3 separate regions of the Homo sapiens genome follow, and all the other regions are linked to region 1. A link is a loop called in an ENCODE intact Hi-C map of the cell type or tissue named here. Cell type or tissue: Calu3. All regions are shown on one strand.

Region 1 (2,500 bases):
AGGGAAATCAATCTCTAGGAAGCCAAGCTAAAAGAGCATGGAAAACCATGAGAATGAAGCAGAGATACCAAGAGCAGCATGCCCCATGGGAGGCAATATTGGCAGTTTGAATCCGGACAAGTTAACTGTCAAACAGAGCAAACAAACATAAAATAGATAATACTCAGGGAAAAAAACCCGGTAGACTCCAGAGTCATTACAATATATTACAATGTCCAGTTTTCAATTAAAAAAAACAGGCATGTAAAGAATAGGAAGAAAAGACAGCAGAAAAGGCATTCATAGAAAGGGACTCTTTGATCTAGCAAAGACTTCTAGGCATTGCTTTTATTTTGATACAGTAATTACATTGATTGATGTTTAAATGTTAAGTCTACATTGCACTGTACTTCCATGACAATCATTCTGAGAAGACAAAAGCCATGGGATCAGTGTTTCTCCTGTTATTTGGCACTTAGAATCAGTAATTTTGCACTAAAATATAAACCCCATGAATATAGGCACTGTTATGTATTGCTTTTGTATCCCTAATGACTGAAACAGTGTCTGACATAGATTGGGTGCTCAATGAATGGTTATTGAATGAATGAATGACTAAAATATAAACTAAAATTACTGGTTGGCTCCATGAAGAAAGACTTTCAGATATTTTCCATCCATAGTGAGGCAATCAAAGGCTGATCATGTGACTCATTATTAATCTTATTTTGTATCCATATTTAAGATTTTTAAATAGATGTTTAATAGAAGTAAATAGCAAAATAAATTCATCATCACTAGCTAAATATTGACATACATTATACATTTTAAGCTGTAGGGTACAATTAAGTAATCTGTGAATTTAAAACATGTCCAGGTTAGAATTTCATTGAAAACATAATAGGTGAATATATACTTTAAATTAAAAAAAAATGAATATCTGGTCTTTCAGTTTAATCCTCTACTGGTTTATTGACTGTTAAACAAAGTTGCCAATTTGTAACCTCAAAGGAAAACAAAGTGACCACAATTATGTACTGATAAGTAGATCTCTAGGAAAGAAATCAGAGATTCCCTAAGCAAAGCATCCATTGGCCCTATGGAAATTCTCTTTAAAACAGCATAAAGCATGTTATTAGCCTTTTGGTCACTAGAGGGTGGTGTTGTTTCAGACCAACACAATTCACACTATATCCGTAGTAACTGACCAGAAAGTACCAACCAGAATCCAACTGCCAGCTTCACACTGTTACTCCACAAAACCTCACAGTCACTTGTTTACAAGGTGAATAGCTAAAGGCAGACAATATAGGATGAAGCAAAGTGCTGAAAGAAGAGAAATACCCAAATTATCTGAAATGCAACACATTTTGTTCATTGGCATAGAGGTTAGTGAGAGGCTAACAATTCTTTACTAATACATGCCCCGACGCTTACCATGCTTATCAAGTCCAATTGGCTACAGCAAGCACTTCAGTGGGAGAAGTAAAAGTTTCAAAGAAGTCAAATATTTGTGAATAAAAATGAGAATAGTTTTTGATGTAACTGGAAAAAGATAAGCCTTGCTTCCTTTGCTGTGTGAATGGTGATATGGTCTTAAATTTTAAATATTGAATTACACTAGAATTTTACTAACTATAGATGGTATAAACTTGATAGCCACTTTCATCCAAATGCTTTGGATAAAGCTTTGTCTAAGAATAACCTCAAATATTATTTTATTTTCAAATGATATTAGGCTAGAAAAATACTATCCCAAATACAGGTTTGAGATTAATTCAAAATAATAAGACAAAAGTTTACGGAAGATTTTAGAATCAAACCATTTCACCCTTCCTAGCTGTTGTTCCCATTGTAAACGTGACATTTTAGTCAGTAAAACGCAAAAGTGCAAAACATTTTTAAATGACAGCAAAACACAAAATGAAATTCATGTTGTGATTAATGCATCTTATTAAAATGGAGTTTAAGTTGCATTCTTGCTTTTCCTTCTTTAAAAAACATATAATGTTATAGTGATATTTTTTCAAACTCTCATACAGAATCAAGACAACAGCACATAAAGTATGCAGAGGGACATATCCCATTCTTACCTCTTAACAGTAATTTAAAAGTTAAGAACACCCATACAGAACATCAGCTAAGCTAGGAAAGGCAAAACTGATTGGGCTTGTTCTGAAAGTTGATCTGTGTCAATCAAAATAATGGTCTTTAGAGTGCTATATGATTAAGTCTAATTTCTTAAATATGAGGAAAAATGAACTTTGCAATTATTTTTAAAAATCTTTTCATCTCTTAGACAGTGTAAAAAGGCAAAAAGCAAAAAACACAAGACTTTCCCAAGATTAGGGGAAGATGATCTCACCGTTAATATTCATCTGCTGAGAGCAGTTATGGGACCCATGTCAGGAATACATGCTTCAAATAAGATGGGACTTGAGAATTGCTGAGAGACTTCAGGAACATTCTTTAACTTCATGGGGCCTCAGTTACCCCACCTTTAAGGGAAATAATAATAGCA
Region 2 (2,500 bases), 920 kb after region 1:
TGTCACCAAGGCCGCCAGGGGTTCTCTGCCTTCAGCACCCAGATATTCCCACTGAAAGGAGAGAGGCTGGGGAGATTGCAAACTACCTTGGGAATCCAATGATCACTTTGTGAGAGACATTTTGAAATACATTTCGAAATACATTTCTTATTCACTTCATAATAAAATAAAATCTGATTGTCATATTATGCTGATTACTCATACACATAAATAAAATGAAAAATTAGGCGTTTATTGTAGATGCCTAGTTATTGCCAGATGGAAATAAAGCTATACCCAGATGCACACATATTCAGATTGGACTAGTTTTAGAATTACATAAAGAAGGCTAGGCAAACTTAACCACAGTTCCTGATGTTTAAGTTTTGGAAAGTTAACTTTAAAAATAAATTTTGAGTAACTTGAGACAAATCTATTCCCACATACTTGGAATGGGCATACCTGAAGGAAGTGTGGCTAAAATAATGGGAGATAGGAGCAAAATATTTGGAAAACACAAGTTAGAGAAGAACTATTAAACTGGTGGGTATAATAATTAAACTGAACAATTAAGGAACATCAAAACTTTAAACAATCAAGCCTCACTGAGAAAGTGGTTTCTGTCTCATTAGGTTTTGGGTGATTGATACAATCTGAGAGGTTTAGTAAAAAAACATATAAACTGCCTAAAATAAGCTCAAAGCTCTTGTTTTTTTCTTAAATTGTGTAAATTTAGAGCATTGTTTCAAATTTTCTCAAAGGAGAAAGGAAAGGGGTGTTGTTAGCAATTGTATCAGCACAAGGGGCATAAAAACAGACTGTGTAAGGCCATCCCAGCACTTTGGGAGGCCGAGGCGGTCGGATCGATAGAGCCCAGGTGTTCAAGACCAGCCTGGGCAACATGGAGAAAACCTGTCTTTACTAAAAATACAAAAATTAGCCGGGCGTGGTGGTGCATGCCTGTAGTCCCAGCTACTCGGGAGGCTGAGGCAGGAAAATCGTTTGAACCCAGGAGGTGGAGGTTGCAGTGAGCCGAGATCGCGCCACTGCACTCCAGCCTGGGCGACAGAGCGACACTGTCTCAATACAAACAAACAAAAAACACCCACGACAACAACAAAAATCGGACTGTGCTCCCCCAAGCCAGAGAATTGCCAAGGCTGGGATTTAAAATGTAGATATGAGGTCTCCATCTAGTGGTGGCTCTTCTGAACTGCAGACACATGTTTCTTTAAAAGAGTATGCGGATGTGTACAACTAAATATGAGGATAGTATTTGTCAGAGTTGAACGCAGTAATTTAAACTAGAGGATTTTATTGAGATGAAACACAATTTGTTGCTTTATAAGGGTGGGTTACAGAGGGAAATGTTCACCCCTTCGCTCCAGGAATTTAAGAATAGCATGAATCCTTCCCTGAAGATAGACAAATGAACCAGATCCTCTCAAGGTCCCTTTCTGTCTTATGATAGGACAATAATTTTGCTCCTTTCTCCACAGAGCTTTTACCTGTAGCCACACTGTCTGACATTAGTCTTTATTTAAGAAAAGTACGGCCGGGCGCGGTGTCTCACGCCTGTAATCCCCGTACTTTGGGAGTCCGAGGCAGGTGGATCACGAGGTCAGGAGTTCAAGACCAACCTGGCCAAGAAGGTGAAACTCCGTCTCTACTAAAAATACAAAAAATTAGCCGGGTGCAGTGGCAGGCGCCTGTAATCCCAGCTACTCGGGAGGCTGAGGCAGGAGAATCGCTTGAACTCGGAGGGCGGAGGTTGCAGTAAGCTGAGATCGTGCCACTGCACTCCAGCCTCCAGCCTGATGACAGAGTGAGACTCCGTCTCAAAAAAAAAAAAAAAAAAAAAAAAAAGAAAAGAAAAGAAAAGAAAAAAGAAAAGTACTCTGGTAATTTTTAAAAATGAGATAACTTTTTTCCTTGTTCTGAGAAGTTGTATGACTAAAGCATTACCTATGACGTTAGACAAAAATAGTTTCTAGAAATGAATAGCAATTAAACTAAATATATTTCTAATATGCACCTTATTTTTCACTGTAAATTCTTCTTTTGACATCTGGAAGAGCAGGAGGGAAGGCAGAAACCAAGAAGAGCTGAACGATTACTCCTCTGGCCAAGAGAGAGCAGAGAGAGAGGAAGGGAATTCAGGGCTGTCTGAAGAAGGGGCATGGTCACCAGAACGAAGAGACTGGAGGATATGCCTGAATCTGATTTCTTTTATCCAGTTCCTCTCTGATTCTCTGTATCAGTCCTCTATTGCCCTTCTTTTGTCTTTCTCATTCTTTCTTCCTTAATAACTTATTAATTCCCCTCTTTCCCAGCCCTAGTCTGTTCTTGTTCCTTACTCACTCATTATTCTCATTATTCTAAAATGCTCTTACTTAAAAATATTTCATTAAAGTACTCTTACTATTCTAAAATATTCTTACTATCCTAAGATAATGTCACTCTCTCAATTAATATTTCACTTTTCCAGTTCATTTTTCATTTATTTTTGTTCAAAGAGACA
Region 3 (2,500 bases), 610 kb after region 1:
GTTATGATGTTGACTTAACCCTGCAGTAATTACAACATATGGTCATAGTAGCATATAATAAAGGTAATATATATATCAGGAATGCTTGGGGGGACAGGTAATCAATAAATGATAATCATTAATTTTTTGTTGTTGTTTTGGTTCTTTTTTGAGACAGAGTCTCGCTGCATCACCCAGGCTGGAGTGCAGTGGTGCGATCTTGGCTTGCTGCAACCTCGGCTCACTGCAACCTCCATCACTTGGGTTCAAGCGATTCTCGTGCCTTAGCCACCCAAGTAACTGGGATTATAGGTGTACACCACCACACTCGGATAATTTTTTTTTTTTTTAGGAGAGACAGGGTTTCACCATGTTGGCCAGGCTGGTCTTGAACTCCTGACCTCAAGTGGCCCACCTCGGCCTCCCAAAGTACTGGAATTGCAGGCGTCAGCCATTGCACCAGGCCGAAAATCATTAATTATTAATCTCATTTTATGTGTTAAAAAATGGAAGTTTAAAGGTTAACTAATTGGTGGAAGCAGATCTCAAATCTAGATCCAAGCACCTTTTACCTCCCCTCACTGTTTCTGATGCAAATCCAAGAGTGAAGCTGCGAACACGTTCCTGTGTGACACTTGAGTCAATCAGCTCAACTTTCTGGATCTTTGTTTCCTTGCCTGTAAAATAAGCTGCTGGACTGTATGATCTTAGACTGCTTCTTGTACCAATATCCTCTGATGCTTTGAAAAAACTAGATGAATTGATTGGGTTAGATACTGAAGGGCCTGGTACCAAGTTAGGGTTTGGATTTATCTTGTACACAACATGAAGACATTAAAGGTTTATCCTACAGAGAACAGAAAACAAAAGATTTGACAGTATCTAGTAGGGCTGTTCTCCAACAATCAAGGGCATGGAGGAGTTTCATCAGAGACACATTTTCTGTTTCCCAAAGAGCCTTGAAAACAGCTTTTCTAGTACAAAGTCTCCAATCCCCTCTAAGGCTGAGTAGGGTAGAACATGTGGCCCTTGCTTAGAGGTCAGAGATCAGAGATCCTAGAATACAGTTACTGCTGGAATCTCTTTTTGACAGAGCAGGGAAGGAAGCAACATTTGGGAGGACACCGCTCACTAACAAGAAGCCCTCCATGAGATTTTATCAGGGTCTCCATCTTGACAGGGTTAGAGTCCATTCTGATTAATGTCCTGCTATTCTTATTGTTAAATATCTTGAATTATCCCTGACCTTATCATATTTCTTTCCCAATCATTAAAGCTGACATCAAATTTAAAATACTGAGAAAAACAGAACTATACTTACGGAAGCTCAGCAAGGCTTTCGAATCCTCCCAAGCTCTCGGCCAGAGTAAATAGCTATAGCAAAGAAAACATGAATTTAGATTTTCTAGTAAAATAAAAATACTAAAATCTAAAAATAAATGTTTTTAGGCCAGGCACAGTGGCTCATGCCTGTAATCCCAGCACTTTGGGAGGCCAAGTCAGGCGGATCACCGAGGTCAGGAGTTCGAGACCAGCCTGGCCAACTAGTGAAACCCCATCTCTACTAAAAATACAAAAATTAGCTGAGCATGGTGGCACGCACCTGTAATCCCAGCTACCTGGAAGGCTGAAGCAGGAGTATCACTTCAACCCAGGAGGTGGAGGTTGCAGTGAGCCGAGATCATGCCACTGAACTCCAGTCTGGGCAAAAGAGTGAAACTCTGCCTAAAAAAAAAAAAAAAAAAAAAAAAATTATTGCATTTGAGACTTTGCTCTGTGGTTACCACTTAAATAAAAAAATCTCTAAATGCTTCCCAAGTTATACATACTTCCTTGTTAATATATATCACTTATGAAATACATCCTTTAAATCCCTGCTGGAATAGGGGAAAAAAAAAAAACCACTGTTTTTATGTTGAGTGTGATAGTGTCATAAAACTTTACAAATGTTTTAAAAGTTACTTTGGTAAATGTATTAAATTAAGGTGACACCAGGAACACTTTGACTAATCTGGCAGCTTTCTGTTAATCTATTCTGTAGTATATAAACTGCATGAGCTCAAGGTTAAGCCCAGTGTATGGAGTTGGACAGGCCTCTTGCTCAAGGCCCCTGAGAGCCTCCTCCTGGCTTTTTGAAAATTAGACAAAGGCCTCACCCCAGTCAGATGCAGCTTAGGAGGCACAGGGTTTGGAAAGCCATTCACAGGATGGATTTTAGAACAGCCCTTGTGCAGTGCACTAACTGCACACTACTTCGAGGTTTTACCTATTTCATCTGAAAAAAGGGGTTCACTTTTAAATAAATGCATTAGAATACTCTGTGTCTCCAAACTGATTGTAGTATGTGGAGAGTTAAGTAAGTGAACATATTTAGATGTCTGCTACATTGTTGTTTAAGTTGTTTTCAACCCAATGCATTTCATGATAAAGAGGTTTATGAGTGTAACCTGCAGATACAAAAACATTATCTGGCTTGAGTAGAAGTGAGAGATAGTGAACTGCTGTAAGGCCTTACCTCCTA

What was found. A loop is a pair of places that touch in the nucleus more often than their neighbours do. Peaks named below come from ENCODE experiments on the same cell type or tissue, not always from the same donor. Only the 100,000 strongest peaks of a DNase experiment are listed, where the experiment ranks them.
Region 2: it touches region 1 in a loop (4-fold over the local background); 17 of 110 quality-filtered maps call a loop at or near these places.
Region 3: a loop joins it to region 1, with 4 times the contacts of the local background. A loop is called at or near these places in 8 of 110 quality-filtered maps.

The regions. Positions count from the first base shown.
Region 1 is chr1:71,048,833-71,051,332 of GRCh38, reverse strand. It overlaps ZRANB2-AS1 (ZRANB2 antisense RNA 1), which reads right to left. Exons shown (of 3, transcript NR_038420.1): 2 at 2,345-2,500. Among named protein-coding and RNA genes, the nearest start is that of PTGER3, 2.3 kb to the right of the region's middle. In Calu3, a CTCF peak has its summit at 1,125 (motif pointing right); a DNase peak (open chromatin) is centred at 1,152.
Region 2 is chr1:70,131,803-70,134,302 of GRCh38, reverse strand. It overlaps LRRC7 (leucine rich repeat containing 7), which reads right to left. Exons shown (of 27, transcript NM_001370785.2): 27 at 1-2,500. Among named protein-coding and RNA genes, the nearest start is that of LRRC40, 73 kb to the left of the region's middle. RefSeq lists an enhancer at 1-157. In Calu3, a CTCF peak has its summit at 1,113; a DNase peak (open chromatin) is centred at 1,162.
Region 3 is chr1:70,433,978-70,436,477 of GRCh38, reverse strand. It overlaps CTH (cystathionine gamma-lyase), which reads right to left. Exons shown (of 12, transcript NM_001902.6): 10 at 1,301-1,353. Among named protein-coding and RNA genes, the nearest start is that of CTH, 24 kb to the right of the region's middle. In Calu3, no CTCF peak of the experiment used is centred here; no DNase peak of the experiment used is centred here.